4 separate regions of the Homo sapiens genome follow, and all the other regions are linked to region 4. Evidence: chromatin loops called from intact Hi-C (ENCODE). Cell type or tissue: sigmoid colon. All regions are shown on one strand.

Evidence for each region. Peaks named below come from ENCODE experiments on the same cell type or tissue, not always from the same donor. Only the 100,000 strongest peaks of a DNase experiment are listed, where the experiment ranks them.
Region 1: it touches region 4 in a loop (13-fold over the local background); 2 of 110 quality-filtered maps call a loop at or near these places.
Region 2: a loop joins it to region 4, with 5 times the contacts of the local background. A loop is called at or near these places in 3 of 110 quality-filtered maps.
Region 3: a loop joins it to region 4, with 4 times the contacts of the local background. A loop is called at or near these places in 2 of 110 quality-filtered maps.

The regions. Positions count from the first base shown.
Region 1 is chr1:59,599,116-59,603,115 of GRCh38, reverse strand. The region is part of intron 8 of FGGY (FGGY carbohydrate kinase domain containing); the gene reads right to left. Among named protein-coding and RNA genes, the nearest start is that of MIR4711, 130 kb to the left of the region's middle. In sigmoid colon, no CTCF peak of the experiment used is centred here; a DNase peak (open chromatin) is centred at 1,775.
Region 2 is chr1:59,509,451-59,513,450 of GRCh38, reverse strand. FGGY (FGGY carbohydrate kinase domain containing) reads right to left here. Exons shown (of 16, transcript NM_018291.5): 7 at 1,012-1,140. Among named protein-coding and RNA genes, the nearest start is that of FGGY, 210 kb to the right of the region's middle. RefSeq lists a silencer at 1,227-1,427. In sigmoid colon, no CTCF peak of the experiment used is centred here; no DNase peak of the experiment used is centred here.
Region 3 is chr1:59,148,871-59,152,870 of GRCh38, reverse strand. No RefSeq gene overlaps it. Among named protein-coding and RNA genes, the nearest start is that of HSD52, 4.1 kb to the right of the region's middle. In sigmoid colon, no CTCF peak of the experiment used is centred here; a DNase peak (open chromatin) is centred at 1,650; H3K4me3 peaks cover 843 bases; H3K27ac peaks cover 1,547 bases.
Region 4 is chr1:59,445,110-59,449,109 of GRCh38, reverse strand. The region is part of intron 5 of FGGY (FGGY carbohydrate kinase domain containing); the gene reads right to left. Among named protein-coding and RNA genes, the nearest start is that of FGGY, 150 kb to the right of the region's middle. In sigmoid colon, no CTCF peak of the experiment used is centred here; DNase peaks (open chromatin) are centred at 2,289 and 3,819.

The DNA of each region.
Region 1 (4,000 bases), 150 kb before region 4:
TACTGGTGTTCATTTTGGTATTTTGTTTAAACTGTACTTAGACATCTGGTGTACTCTTTGTGTCTGATATAAATATCATTATAAAAACTTCAAAAACAGTAATAAAAACTTTGGTTGCATACTGTATGTCAGACACTGAGCTCAATAAAGCTATAACAATAAGGCAAAATATTACTATTACTATTACTACTACTACTAATGAAGTGGCATGGTCGCTTACCTCAGGGAGTTCCTAATCTGACAGGGCAGCCAGGTAGAAATAAAAAAATAACAACAAAACATGGCAAGTGCTACAAAAAGGTAAGAGAGGAGTGCAGTACGAGCCCAAAGGAAGGAATAACTCACTGCCTGGGAAAAGAGTGAGCATTTCACAGAGATGGCCACCTTGAAGCAAGGCTTTGAACGAGGAGGACATACTTGCTTGGGCAGAGAGGAAGGGCAGCCCGGGCAGAAACAGTCATGTAGACAAGGCTCAGAGTCATGAAGCTGTAAACACATTTTGATTTCAGGGGGCCCCATATAAAGTTCTGCATTTTACTTTAAATAAAAGATCGCATGGTTTGAAGGATGGGTATAGTTTTGCATCAACAGATCCTACTGATTCTCAAAAATCCAATTTTAAAACAATTATGGTTGGGGAAAAAACCCACTGAAATGAGCCTTTAAATCAGTTAACAATTATAATAATAAATCATATAGAAATAATAAAATAGTCATTGCTAAGAGTTATTTGCATTTATCATATGCTACAGACTCTTCTAGGTTCTTCACATATATTATCACATTTAACACTCATGACAACCCAATGAGAGAGGTCCTATTATTATATTTACTTCACAGATGAGGAAATAGAAGCTGCAGGAGGTCAAATAGCTAGTAAATAGAAGAGGAGGGCTTTCAGGATCCAAATTATGAACCACCAACTTATTTCTCTCTCTATAACTAACTCTCCTTAGCTATAAAATCAATTGATTGGACTAGAAATATTTAATATCTCTTTTGTCTTTGAGGTTTTCTAAGATTTCATGAAGCTGAGTTGTTCTAGCCCAGCTGGTCAATCAGAACTCTTCAGCTAGCTATTTCAACACAGACTCTGCCCTCACATGGCCTGGGCTTCATGGGATTGTCTTGGGCTAACTCCTGGGGCTTCTTGAAGTACTTACTTTGCTCTGTTGGTAGTACCCCTAGTACTTGCTTTGCTCCATAACCTGTGGCCAAGATTATTGTGGGTTTTTCTGTCAACTTCATGAGTTGTATTTAATGGCTACTATCTAAAACATCTTACATTAGCTGATTAAGTATTCAGTAAATATTATTGGATACACACTGATTTCAAACTACTGTTTTAAACATGAAAAGATATAGAAAGACAGACATCAGAGCCAATAAGTGATGTAGTCTCCGTCCTCCCGAAGTTTATAATCTAGGGGGACTTGGAATTCAGTATGGGCTGGGGCATAACTCAGATATCAAGTGACTTGTAGGTGTACATTTGCATTCAGACTTAGAGTTACCCTGACAGTCTATAGAGTCAAACACAGTCAGCCCATATTATAGCTGAAGACACAGGCATGAAGAGGGTAAGCAAATTGCCCAGGATCATAAAGATCAGAAATGATGGAGCTGGGATTAGAAGCCTCTTTCCATGTGCTCCTGCCTCTCTTTTTGTCTATGCTCAAGCTGGCTCCATGAGTGCATGCCATTGGCTTAGTTTCATCTAAGGCAATGTGCCCGTCAGCCGAGTTTCCCTGTGGTGACAAAGCCCAGAAGCCTGCTCACACCTCTTCTGGGAGAGATGACTGGGCTCAGAGTGGGGAGCTGCTCCAGCTCCGTTTGTTCTGCCTCCCTGCAACGCCATCACTCCGAGGCTGGCCTAAGCCTCTGGCAGGGGCAAAAGGCAGGCTCCAGGCGCCAGTCGTCCTGGGAGGGAACAGGAGGTTTTGTTTTGAGTGCCTCCGGCCAGGTTGGGAATTTTAGAGGGTAGCCACAGGCATGTGTGGGACCGGGTATTTCCATGGTGGCTCATCTCACCCTCCAAATGGACGGTGCTATCGTCTTACTAGAGAAAAACCATTTATACACAATCCAGCCAACTCCTAGATCACCACATGGTACAAAAAAAAAAAAAAAAAAGCATAGAGAATTTTGTTTATGAATGGGGGCTCTCAGCATTCACCTTTATTTCTACATTTCTCAGATTGAATTGTAAATAGCTGTTAATGTCTGCCTCTCCCAGGAAATAGTGAGGAGCCATATCTTATCTTAAAGGCAGAAACATGGTTTAGTAACATGAGCACAGACTTAGGAGTCTGACAAACTTGGATATTTCTGGTTAGGTCATTTGCTGACCTGAGACTCAGTTTCCTTATCTGTCGATGGGGATCATCTCATTAACCACAGAGCTGTGTCTAAGTCCTAGATGGGGTAATGTGTATAAAGATCCTAGGACACAGTATGCTCTCAAGGCATGTTAAGCCACAGATGGCTTAATTCTGCAACTTTCTGGGACGGTGGAAAAGTTTGGTGTCCAAAGAGCTGGGTGCAGGTCCAGCCTCTACTCATTATTAGCTTCGTCTCTTTGGTAGGCTCTTCTTTCTCTTCCCTCCTGGATTCTCTCCTATGTTCATCTCACTGCCTACATCTCTTAGGGTCAGCTCATCCAGTCCTATGTGTGCAATGACAATTTTTATCCCACACTCAGGCCTTGCTCCTGAGCTCCACATGGAACCTTTGACCTGGATGGCTAATCGACATGTCTTGTTCTGTAGCTCTGGGATGAAGGATGGCACGTTATATTTTTGACATGTCAGAAGTATCTCTGTCTCAGGATACCATTCTTGACTTCCTGATCATTCATCGCTCTCATCTGCCCCACAGTAGGTCACGGTGCTCTGTCAAATATTTTTCAAACACAAGTCTTCCTGTTTCCAACTATTGCCACTACGTTAGTCCAGCCCTTCATCATTTCTTGCTTGGATTATTACAAGGGTGATGAAACTGGATTAAACTCGTTTCCCTGACCCAAATAGTGTCCTCCATCCTGTACTCTCTTAAGCGTCACTCAGAGAATCTTTCATACCTCCACCACAATGATCTTTCTAATACACAAATTTAATTCTATCATTCTCCTTACTAAAGTCCTTGAGCAGCTTGCCACGACATATGGGACTGTCTGATGTAGCTTTTACCTTTTTGTCTCCTGAAATCCCCTATGTTATCATTTCCCAATCCTCTGCCCCCATCATTTTTATTGCACCAAGCCCATCATAAGCTAGGCCTCAGACTTAAGTGAACCTGAAATTCCCCTTGTGCCATTTTCTTTCTCAACTCTTAGTGTTCATAAATTCTTGTCTCACTGATTAGAGGGCACTCCCTCTCGCTTTCCCCTAGCTAACTTATACATATTCCTTTTTTTTTTTTTTTTTTTTTGAGTCTTGCTCTGTCCCCCAGCTGAAGTGAAGTGGCAAAATCTCGGCTCACTGCAACCTCTGCCTCCTGGGTTCAAGTGATTCTCCTGCCTCAGCCTCCCAAGTAGCTGGGATTACAGGCACATGCCACCACGCCCAGCTAATGTTTATATTTTTAGTAGAGATGGGTTTCACCAGTGTTGGCCAGGTGGTCTTGAACTCCTGACCTCAAGTGATCCGCCCGTCTCGGCCTCCCAAAGTGCTGGGATTACAGGCATGAGCCACTGCACCCAGCCACTTACTTATTCATATTCTTTTAAGAACATGCATAACCCAGCACTTTGGGAGGCTAAGGCCAGCAGATCACTGGGAGGTCAGGAGTTCTGAGACCAGCCTGGCTGACATGGTGAAACCCTGGCTCTACTAAAAATACAAAAATTAGCTAGGTGTGGTGGCACGTGCCTGTAGTACCAACTACTTGGGAGGCTGAAGCAGGAGAATCACTTGAACCCAGGAGGTGGAGGTTACAGTAAGCCAAGATCGTGCCACTGCACTCTATCCTGGGCGACAGGGTGAGACTCCGTCTCAAAAAC
Region 2 (4,000 bases), 64 kb before region 4:
ACCAATCATTCTGGACAAAGAACATGTGTGCCAAGTCACAGAGGTGTAAATGCATGGGCAGAGTATGGAAGTGTCTGAAAGTATACACACACAGAATGGAAACACAGCTCCACAAAGCAGTGCCTTCCCTTACTTTGTGAAATGTACTCTGATGTTTTCCACTTTGTTCTATTCAATTCTGTTCCATTCTGTTGTGCAAATTCAGTGGTCATGTCCTGCTAAATTGATCTCATGAATTATAAATCATAGTTTAAAACAAAACATTGTTAGAATGAAAGGCTAGGAAAAAAATATATGGCTACAGTTGAGATGAGAGATGCTGAGAACCAGAACAACTTCCCCTGCAAAAAACACACACAACCTGCAATAAGGATGAGGAAGTCATCATTCTTTACTGTAATTCTTTGTTTCCCTGTGTGTTTTCCCATTAAAAGCTGGGGAAGAGACTTTGGTTTTATTTGGTTTTGTTTTAAGTTCACTGTCTTCTAGCACCATGCCTGGACATGGTAAGTGTTCAACGGGTGTTTTATGAATGAACAAATGAATACATGAATGAAAGACTTGAGAGTTATGTACAAGATAAAATCAAGACTGCAGCCAAGGAACTGGATACAGGACATAAGCCAAATATATTATTAAAATAAATCTAAGAGACTTATAAGGGTTTTGGAGTACCTTACAAAAAAACAGTAGAGCTAAGTGTGGCAAGAAATTAACATATCTTTTTTGAATTTTCAGTAAACAAAAGAACTATGCAGAAAGTTATTCAAATACATTTTTTTCTATTGCCATGTATAAAGAAATTAATACAATTATAAATAAATTTTATCATTAATGAAAAGTTCTGTAATTCTATCCAAATGCCTAGCTGTAAAAAGGCTTTTCATTATTATATCCTGAAACACCAAAGTCCTTGACCTTTGCTTTAAAAACAGAAAAGGAGTGTCTTCGGTTCTAGGGAATATTCCATTTGAATACGGTTTTGGCTGTAGGCAACAAATAAGAGATTACCTAGTCCTCCTGCATGGGCATCAATGAGTGAAGCTGCGACCGCAATCCCAGGGAGAAGGCCAAGGTCTCTTGCTGCCTCTGGTGTGAGCCCATTTCCAAGAGAAGCTCCAGGAGGTAGCACTTGGTTTCCTGGGTAGACATGAGAAAAAACAAACACCATCAGTTTGAAAAACACAAAAGTAAACAGAGGGTTTTTTTTAAGAGAAACTCTTTGCTCTCTCCTCCCTCCTCTGCATTTGCAAAGATAAAAACCATGCAGTCATCAAGAGTCCCTTTGCTCATCCAGTGACTTTAGTGTACGTGCTTGGTACCTATGGGTCATGCTTTGTGGAGCTTTACAAACAAGGAACTCTAAAGCATCATTCAAACCAGATAAAGATTCTGAAAATGGGAAATTTCAAAAGGAATATAAACACAGTAGCCTCTTAAATACAAGGTTTAAATGCTCAAACCATTCCAAATGGGCTTCCTAACACAGCAGATCTACTAACCTACTTAAACGCACGTAAACCCACATGTTCACACATCCATACACCCTCTCTAATGAACGTATATTCCTAAGTCAAGAAAACTTACTCTTTCAGTTGCTTCCTGGCAGAGGATAAGAGGAAAAAGGTGTACTTTGTACCAACAAATAATTAGTTAAAAAGTTTTTCTCAGCTGGAAAAAATATTCCAGTCTAAACCTTTGCAAATTTTACAAGGCTGCCACTTGCACAATCATATAATACAATTTGAATGATGTTCTTTGGAGTTGTGCAATGCAGTGACCCTGATTTTTCAAGTGACCTTGAATTCTTGCAGTCAGGCCTTCAGTTAAGAATTGATTGTCTTGCTTTGTGTGGGTGCTGTGGGGCTGTGAAAAGCAGTCCTTGCCCCCAACCTAGTTAGGAAGACAAGATAAGAACCCAGAGAACCACGTAAGACAGAATAGAATGAAATGATCCATCTGCTCCTAGGTGTTAAACAGAGCCCGAGCCCTCTCTCATCCCCCAAGGATTCTATAGTATTTCTGCACTGCAGGGAGGGGCTAGGAGTTGACTCATAGATATATTAAGACCCCTTTGAGCCCCAAGATAGAATCTGGGTGCATAATCAGCAATTTTTGAGTGCTAAGATGCCACTTGTTAATTGTTCCATGGAGCTCAAGGACTGGGCAGAGGTGCTCCAGGACCTCTGGGGGTAGAGGTGAGGGTGGAGGTTGGGAGAGGGGTCAGAGAGTGAACAGCTTAACCAACCTCCTCTAAATGGAACCAAAGCACTTTGACGACACCATTTTTATCCATTTTAAGAGCTTCTATCTACAATTGAATATGAAAACAAGTTTAGCTAAGAAGAGTAAGACTGAAACCTCTGCAGTGACTTCTAGAAGAACTCTGCTGTCCAATATGGCAGCCACTAGTCACATGTGGGCTGAGCACTTGAAGTATGGCTAGAGTAACTCAGGGACTAAATTCTTCATTTTATTTAGTTTTATTTAGTTTTAACTTCAACTTAAAAACTGATATTAAATTCAGTTACTGAAAAACTTTTAAGTATGTTCGGAACAACTTGGGTATGCGAATCTACTTTTTCTAGATTAATTTAAGAAATCTAAATCAAGTATTTCCAACAAAAATCTAGCGTCTGAATTGAGAGGTGTTAAGCGGAAAATACACACCAGATATCAAAGATTTCATCTGGAAAAATGAATGTAAAATACCTCAATAATTTTTATATCAATTCCATGTTAAAATAATAATTTGAATATACTAAGTTAAATAAGATACATTAAAAATTAGTATCACTTTCTTCAGCATGGCTACTAAAAAATTTAAGATTACATATGTGGCTCATATTATATTTCTATTGGACACTGATGGTCTGGAGGATAAGTATAAGATGCTCAAAGGATGGGGCAGAGAACAGGAAAATCTTATTCTGTTTCAAATGCCAAAGTAGCAGAAACCTGGAAGAGAGCAGTGTCCTTGGCTTTGTATAATACGGTTCTGGACAATATCTTAATTATGTCACTATGGCTAGTATCTAACACAGGAGAGACTGCACTCCAGTTTGCTGAGCACTTTCATGCTAGGGACTGCACTAAGGACATAGCATGCATTTTCTCATTTCATTTTCATATTAACCCTCTGTGAAGGGTACAATAGGACCCATACTACCCCCATTTTACAGACAGATGGGAAAATTGTGGTTTACAGAAGAAAAATAAACACCCTAGAGACAGCCTAAGAGCTGAAGACAGGCCATGGGTTCTACTCTGACTGATATCCACACCTCTGCTCTTATTCATTACATTACCTTTTGGAGTAAAAGTTGTTTAAAAATGGGTTCTGAATGGATGAAAGGATCAAGAGAAGTATTTTTAGAACAAGCATTATGTATGTTAAAAAAAAAAAAAAAGAAAAAAGAAAAAGAAAAAGGAGCACCGTTTAGAAATCTTGCCTACTAAATTGAGATTTTTTAAAAATGGTTTTCATAGGAAGGTCAAAATGGAAATTCTGTTCCACCTTCACCCCCAATCTCCACAAACATAAAAGGTGTAATTTTTATAAAAAAGGTTCTAGACAGGATTAGCAGGGTGGGGCACTCTTCCAAGTTTTCTCTATAGTAATTTAGGAAGAAACCTTAGCTGGTAAAGGAGCTTAATTTGATTCTATGTCCTCTAGGCTCAGAACATGAGGCTGCAGACCACTGCGAGGCAGAGAGAGTCCTGGGCATGCAGACAGGAGATCTGGGTCTAATTATAGGCTATAGGACCACAGGGAGCTTCATCAGCAGAGGATGCGTCTTGAGCAAGGACAGAAAAAAGGGAGAAGGGGCCCCTAAGGGAACTATCAAAAGGGCTAGGTAAATTGGAACATAGGCTGGGGTGTGAACTGGTAGGGGGTGGGTGTTGAAGGACAGAGGAAGCTGGGGAGGCAGATGGGGCAGTGGATGCAGGGCCTTGTAATCCATACTTAAGTGTTTGAACTTAATCATGAAGCCCACTG
Region 3 (4,000 bases), 300 kb after region 4:
GAGGATATTGCCATATAGTAGACTAGACATAGTACCTAAACTAGATCTCTGGATGCTGGGATGATGTAGAGAAGTCCTGGAATATATCAGGAAGTTGACTCAATAGGAGTCAATCAAGCTAAAGAAATTGGGAACAATTATTGCTTTTATACTATGCACCAGACTCTATTCTATGCACTTTGCATGTACGAACTAAGTAGGTTCTATTGTCATTCCAAGTCTACATATGCAAAAACTGCAGCACAGCTCACAGCTGGCAAATGGCAGAACCAGGATTTGAAACCAGGTAGTCTAGTTTTACAAAACAAATGCTTACTTTGCTCAATCAGTTCCTCTGATTAATGTTAAAATCTGCTTTCCTATACCTTATGAATCTTCATCCCACTTATTAATTCTGGTTTGGGCCAGAATCAGAAGTTTTCATTTTTAACCCAGAAGTTCATGGATGAATTTCTGCAAATCTAGTGAACCCTGAAATTGTAAAGAAATTTTAATGATTTTTTAGCATTTGTGTATTATTTACTGGGAAGTGGTAGAAAAGCTTTTCGACAGATTCTCCAATGGGTCTTTGATCTAAAAATACACTTGTGAACATTGCTTTAGAGCAGGGGTTCTCAAAGTGTGATCCTGGAGCCAGCAGAATCAGCATCTCCTGGGTATTATTGGGAATGTAGGGCCTATCCCAGACCTACTAAATCAGAAACTCTGGGAGTGGGACCCAGAAATCTGTGTTAATAAGTCTTCCAGATGATTCTGATGTGTGCTCAAGCTTGATAACCACTGCCCTAGAGCAAACATAAACATGAATAATGTGGCAATAGGGTCTGTTCACTGGCCTGGGTGAGACATTCATAGTGGATGTGATATCAAGGAGGGGAGAGCAAAATCACAGAAGGCTGAGATCTTCTTTGGATACTCTCAGGAAGGAAACACTGAGACATAAACTTTGAACTGAGCCAATATTTTGGACAAGGCACTCACGTAGGACTTCCATGGAGCTCAGAACAGGCATTTCTGGGAGATGCTGAGCTCTTGACTTGCAGCTTAGAAGATGCAACCTGTAGAATCATGCATCATTCCCAAATCCCTTGGAGGCTAGCCGTCCCCCTCTCATATACAGTTTCTTCTAGGGCTAGAGTTTAGATATCTTGTTTCATCCAAGGTACACAGACCTCTAATGACATTTCACAGAGGATATTTTCCTGGACTCCCAGGGCATTTAGTATCACTGACACCCTAACCACTCACTGTAAGGTGCCAGGGCCCTGGCCCATACATTTGCCCGGCAACACAACAGCTGTGCACTCTGTGCAGGATTCATGCCTGCAATGCCAGTCTCTTTCAGCATCTTCCTTGAAACACAAAAAGGTCCAGAAACAACCTGCAGTGCTTGGCAATGGAAGCGGTGAGGATCCCTGTGCCCTACTCCCTTGCAGCCTGTCCTCTCCCAGGATCCAGGCTCGGCCTCTTTCTTTCCGCTAAGTCACAAAGCTGGAAAGTGCTGCGGGTAGGGAGAGAGCCTGTGCCTGCTGGTTGGCTTGGAAAGGTTCTGGGAATTCATTATGATCTAAACAACTATTCCAGTTATTCATGTGACTCAGCCCCTGAAATCAGGATCATCCTGTGTCCACAGGGCCGGGTGTTGCTGACTCAGTGCTGAAGAGGGCACCTTGTCAGCCCTCCTAGGCTCCCAACTCCCCCTCTCCCTCCCCTTCCTCCCCAGAGGACACTGAAGGAAAGCAGATGCGTGAGTAAGCTTCTCAGCCTGTTCAGTTTCATTTTTAAACAAGCAACCAACCTCCTCCCATTCTAGCTTCTCACCGCACACATCTGTCAGTCTTCTGTGCATTTTGGTGGGGAAGCAATCACAGTCACTTATGCATCATGCATTCACATATGCATTTAGCACAGGTTTAGCCACACCTACTGTGTGTGCAGCTGATTGCTAAGGGCTCAGATCCAGAGATAGACATGGGCTATATCTGCCCATAACATTCAGGGGTCTAGTGGGGAAAATGCATTAATGGACATTAAGGATGTAATGGAAAAAGCCCTGTAGCAGAGTGCTTTTAACTCTATGGAGAGCTTTGAGATTGCTGAGCTGCAAGTGCCAACCCTTTTTAGGTGTCTGGCATTCCTCTTCAACAAGCAGCAAAATTCATAGACTGTGGTTGGGAACTACTTCATCTATGAGAACTAGAGAGAGAAGAAAATTCCAGGAACCAACATGGCACAAGAGAGGGCTTTCTGGAAGAAGGCTGAAGAAGGCTGAAAGGGTGTGGAGACTAAAGTGGCAAGTTTTACAGTTTTCCCCAAGGGCCTTTCTTTCTTTTTTTTTTTAATATCTACAATTTTTATTTGTAAATTTGAAACACGTAAAATGGAAAAGGAAAATAGGAAGAGAAAAAGAAAAAAAATATATATGTATATATATAACCTAGTGTAATAGTTTGAGCGTTTTTTGTTTTTGTTTTTGTTTTTTGTTTGTTTTGTTTTTCCCTGAATATCTCCTTTTAGGTGAATTCCATCCATCCAGTTACTCCACTGTGGTACATCATACCTCTCTAGATTTGCAACACAGATGATTTCATGAGATTCCCCTTCATCACTGTCTTGGGTTGTTTCCACTCTTTTCTCCATTACATCTTCAATCTTTGTTGTTTTATTCCCCAGTTCCACTGGTGGTGGAAGGTGGGGGGGAATCCTCAATATATGGTCAAAAGTAGATAAGTGGCAATAAAATTAAGAGTTAAATTATTTTTTCTTAAACATAGAAGCAGTTTTCCCATTGTCTTTTAATTGCCAGTTGGAGAAATTTTTTTAATAGTTTCATTCTTGTCCTTTTCTTAAGTCTGATACACACTATGTACTAAGCACGATGGCACAATTTTCCCAAAATAGTAAACTGCTTGAGCTTTCCTTCCTCATTTGATGGGGGAAAGGTGGAGTGAAAAAAAGAAAGATCACATGCTGTTGAATGAAAATTAAAGAAAATATTACATGTAAAGTATCATATCTCATTAACTACTAAAAGAATACACACGCGCACACACACACACACACACACACACAGTAGGTACAGAAAGCTTAAGTAGCCTCACTGAGTGTGGCTGAGCCGAGATTAGGGCCTGTGTTGTTGCCACTTACAAACTTACTGTACATGTAGGTACATAACGCAACGAGATGCTCAGATCCCATTTTACAGATGGGAAAACTGAGACTTGGAGAAGTTGAGTAACATCTCCAAAGCCATACAAATAGTAGGTGAGGTGGCAGGCCTTCAGACCCAGGTGTATCTGAATTCAAAGTCTGGGCCCTTTCTGCCACACCATCCTGTTTTTGTCTTTTTTTTTTTTCTTTCCCTTTGTGAGACCAGATTTCATTTCTCTTTAGGATCTAGTTTGAACCTCTATAAACATGGAATCTGATACCATTGTCATCCAGGATTATGATTTTAATCCATTGCAACATTAGAATTAGAATGCTTAAGCTTAACCCCAAGCATACTTCCTTATATTCATTCATTCATTCAATACATTTATATTGAATATTCATCTGTTTGTGCCAGACCCAGGTCCCAAGAAAAGAGCAACGAAAAAGACAGGCAGGCAGGGTCCTTTCTCCTTGTGGACCATTGAGCATAACAGGGAGAGAAAAATGTGAAGTAATAGTTACACAACTGATCAGTTTATTACAACCGTAGTAAATGGTATTATAATGATAGCTACACTTCCATTGTTTACTATGTGCCAGTACCTATCCTAGGCAATGTACATATATTAACTCATTTCATTCTCATAGGCATACGAAGGAAGTAGAGAAATCAAGGAAGGCTTCTTGAAGGAAGTGTCAGCTCAGTCTGGAAGCAGAAATTATATTAAGGAGAGGGAGTTGGGGAGGAACATGAGTATCCTAGGACTGTGCTGGCCAGGTAATCCTTAGCTACATGAGGCTATGACACATTTGAAATGTGGCTAGGCTGAATTGAGGTGGGCTATAA
Region 4 (4,000 bases):
TCAGCTAAAATTAGATCTTTTCTCCTTTTGTTTTGGCCTAGGACTAGCAAACATGTAATGCAAAAACTGTATATGAAATCAAGGATTCATGACAGAATGTGGTCACCTAAAGCTGCCCCTGTTTTATAGGTTTGCCTGAAATTCCAGTGGTCTCAGCAGCCCATGGTGATGAAAGGATCTGGCCCACTAAAGGAGTCCAGAACCGTGGACTATTTTAGGCATGAGTGTGTATGAGTGGGGAAGACCAGGAGGCACTGAAGGATCTATCTCATTATCATAAAAGAATGTTATTATTTTATTTTATTTCTTGATGCTCTATCTGGCCTTCTGGAAATTTCAGTATATAAGGTCAGGCCACAACCTCCCACAGCAGGGTCCATATCTGCCTTTTTCATCCAGTTATATGGATGAATAAGCACAATGCTACTCTGGCAAATTTTGAGAGCACAATGCATGTTAATTAAGTGAATGAATAAAAACCTTCAGATCTCAGTTATAGAAGGAAGCTTTCAGGTTCCTAATCATTTTTTAATGGCTTCTATTATAAAGCCTAGATCTTTAGATACTGCTCTGTATGCAGGCTGGAGAAGAGACAAAAGTTAGACTCCTGGAGTGCATGAAGCAGAACACTGGGTTCCTTGCATAGACCATTAACCTCAATGGAACCAGGAGAGCCTTCCAACAATGCTCTCCTGGTTTTGCCTACCTCACATTCCTCCCACCACCTACTGCCCAAGACACAAATGCATGCCAGATCTCTAGCAGACCTTCTTTCCTATTTCAAAAAGTACAAAAACAAAAAGAGGCTTCTGATTAAAGATGCCAGATTGACTACACGTGTTGAACTCTGTGCCCTTTAAAAATTCCAACAAAATGGTTGTACAAGAATGTTTCAAAGAGGCAAAAACCCACAATGAGAACAGGATAGAAGATGACAGCATCGAAAATCTAAAAGCCAAAAACCATGGTAGTAGTAACTCTCTTGGTAGACTTGAGAAAGGTAAAACCTAAATAGCAGCAGGAAAAACCCAGAAGCAAAATGATTACCCTACAGAGACCCAAAAAGTTCAGGAGGTGGTGGTGCTCACCACCCCTGAAAGTGAGGATAAAAATGAGGCTAAAAACAGCAGATGGTACAAAAAGTATGTTTAGGAAGTAATTAGATCCCATGTGACCTCACTATTAGCAACCAGGGTACTACTTCTCCCACACTACGGAAGAAAAGTACTAAGGTCCAATGTATTAGTCCATTTTCACACTGCTGATAAAGACATACCTGAGACTGGGTAATTTATAAAGAAAAAGAGGTTTAATAAACTCATGGTTCCACGTGGCTGGGGAGGCCACACCATCATGGTGGAAGGTAAAAGGCACGTCTTATATGGCAGCAGACAAGAGAGGAGGAGAACCAAGTGAAAGGGGTTTCCCCCTTATAAAACCATCTGATCTTGTGAGACTTATTCACTACCATAAGAACAGCAGGAGGAGAAACAGCCCCATGATTCAATTATCTCCCACTGGGTCCCTCCCATAACACATGGGAATTACCAGAGCTACAATTCAAGGTGAGACTTGGGTGGGGACACAGCCAAACCATAGCATCCACCCTTAGATAGGGTGCGATAAAAGGTCCAGGTAAGGGTAGAGTATCTTGACAAAAAGAGACTGATTCAGTATCTGCTTTTTTGCAGGCCAGCCCTCAAGCTCCTTTCCCCGACTCAGCTCCCAGAGCTTTGGCTGCTAGGTTCACACCCTGAATATTTATTTTTGGGGAATCTGACCAGAAAAAAGAAAAGATATAAGGCTAATTGGGAGAGCAGAAGGTATAGAGAAAATAGCCTAGCCAGATAACTCTAACCTTAGGAAGATTAAAATGAGGGAATGTAAGTAAAGCTAATATAAGTAAAGCTACTATAATCACCATCTTTATTTTCATCATCTTTAGTTTCAATCAGAAAATAGTTACTGAAGGTATTTCCCTCTATATACATATCAGAGTTTTCCTAGTTAGGTAGGAGCCTCCAGACTCTATCAGAAACAAAGCGAAAGGGTCACCAAAATCCGAGCCAGAGACCATGAAGTAGCCTCAGCACAAACAAGAACTTTTTATTCTCCTGCTTTTACTCAGAGCAAGGCGCACATCAAAAGCACATGCCTGCTGAGTTCCAGGGGCCTGATCATTCTCATGCATTTCTCCACCAAGATTTTATAAAAATGAAGCCGGCACTGCTGCATTATTTATACGCAGCTCACTGTACTGACATTGCCAGGCCCCAACTTTCAAGGGAAACCTTTTGTTCTCTGCTTAGGGAAGGCTGAACCTGGAGAGTCTCAATCGAACCAGCCAGTGAAGAACAGAATAATTAGAGCTGAGAGTGGGGATAAATTACCAAGATATTCCTGGCTGCAGCCTTTGGTACATCACAGGCCTCTGATGGCTCTGTTTTTCCAAGCCATGCAACAGACTGAATTACCAGCCCTGAAGATACAGCTCATTGGGAGATAAAATGACTCAGATTGGATTGCTAATTGTATCAACAAAGAGACCAAGAAGGCCTTAATTTCTGAAGAAATACCACTGCACCAATCGGAGCAGCTTCTGTTAAAGAGCTGTCAGATTTCAGGCCTGTTACTATTGGCTCTGTACTTCATCAAGACTTGCTGACAGGCCCGTGACAGGCTGAAATAATATATGCAATGATGCAACACAGGGCAATATTAAATTGCTTTTTCGGTCAGACTTGCCGATAACATGATTCAAACGTGGCCATGACAATATGGGGAGCATGAAAGAACTGAATAAATAATCGAGTTGAGGGAATTTTCCCATGCCACCAAAAGAAAGAGATCTAAGAGTCAGAAAACAAAAGATCTTAAAGTTGCCACCAAAATATTCCAAGATCGTGATGAAGCCCCTGGATTCACGGATTTGGATCTGTCCCCTAAAAAATAAGGACGGTACTAATTAGAGGCAATATGAGAGAAAGCAGGAAAGTAAAGAAAACAAGTGACAGCTTACTTAGTGCCTATTATACGCCAGGCATTATGCATAGAAATTTTATGTGGGTTACTGAATATCACAACAAACTTGTGAGGATACTATTATTAGTATTTCCATTTCACAGAAGAGAATACTGAGGCTCAGAAGTTAAGTCATTGGAGGTTGTATCATTAGGAAAGAGCAGGACAGAAGTTCAAAACCTGCCCTGATCAATTAAAAGTCCATGCTTGTTAACTACATGCTTATTCAGGCCCACTCAGGGAAAGATATTTACAAAACATTACAAAGACTGGTTACTCCAAGTGAAAATGTACAGTAATTTTGAGGTATTTAATTTCTCGTGTTTTTCTTGTCTGTTATCTCCTTTTTTTAACAAAGGAAAAATATGAAAATAAAACAGATGGAAGAGGTCAAGAAACACAGAGCTGTAGAAAGCAGTTAGCTGCCTTAGGTTTGCTGTGAGGATGTTCTGGTAAAAAAGGGTGTTCGGGAGATGTGTGCCATAGGCAAGGACACAGGGACAACAATGAGATGTTCTCTCAAGTTGGGAAAATGAAGTCTGGTTTTGAGAGTTCAGCTGTAAAGTTAATCCATAATGAGCAAGAGTAAAATATTCAAAATTATCAAAACAAAACAATGGCTTCCAGAACATTCAGAGCTCACAGGAACCATACTGAAGGCATTCAGATGGTTAAAGAAAGAATGTGTCAAGAGGATGATTAGGCTGCAGGAGACTAGAAAAAGAAGCAGCAGCAGAAGTGGAAGCAGAGGCAAGTGCCAGAGCAGGGAGGAAGAGGACTGCACCAGGTAGAAAGAACTGCATGTGCCCAGGGCTGGAAGTGAGGCAAGCAAGTGGCCACACCCATCTCAGCAAGATCCTTGCTGTGCATACCTCAGAAGCTGAGTGTTGCCCTGGCATGAAGAAAAGGAGCAAAAGAGCCATTTATTTCCCTCCTCCCTCTTTCTCTCCCTCCTTCCAAAAATATTTATTAGGCTCTT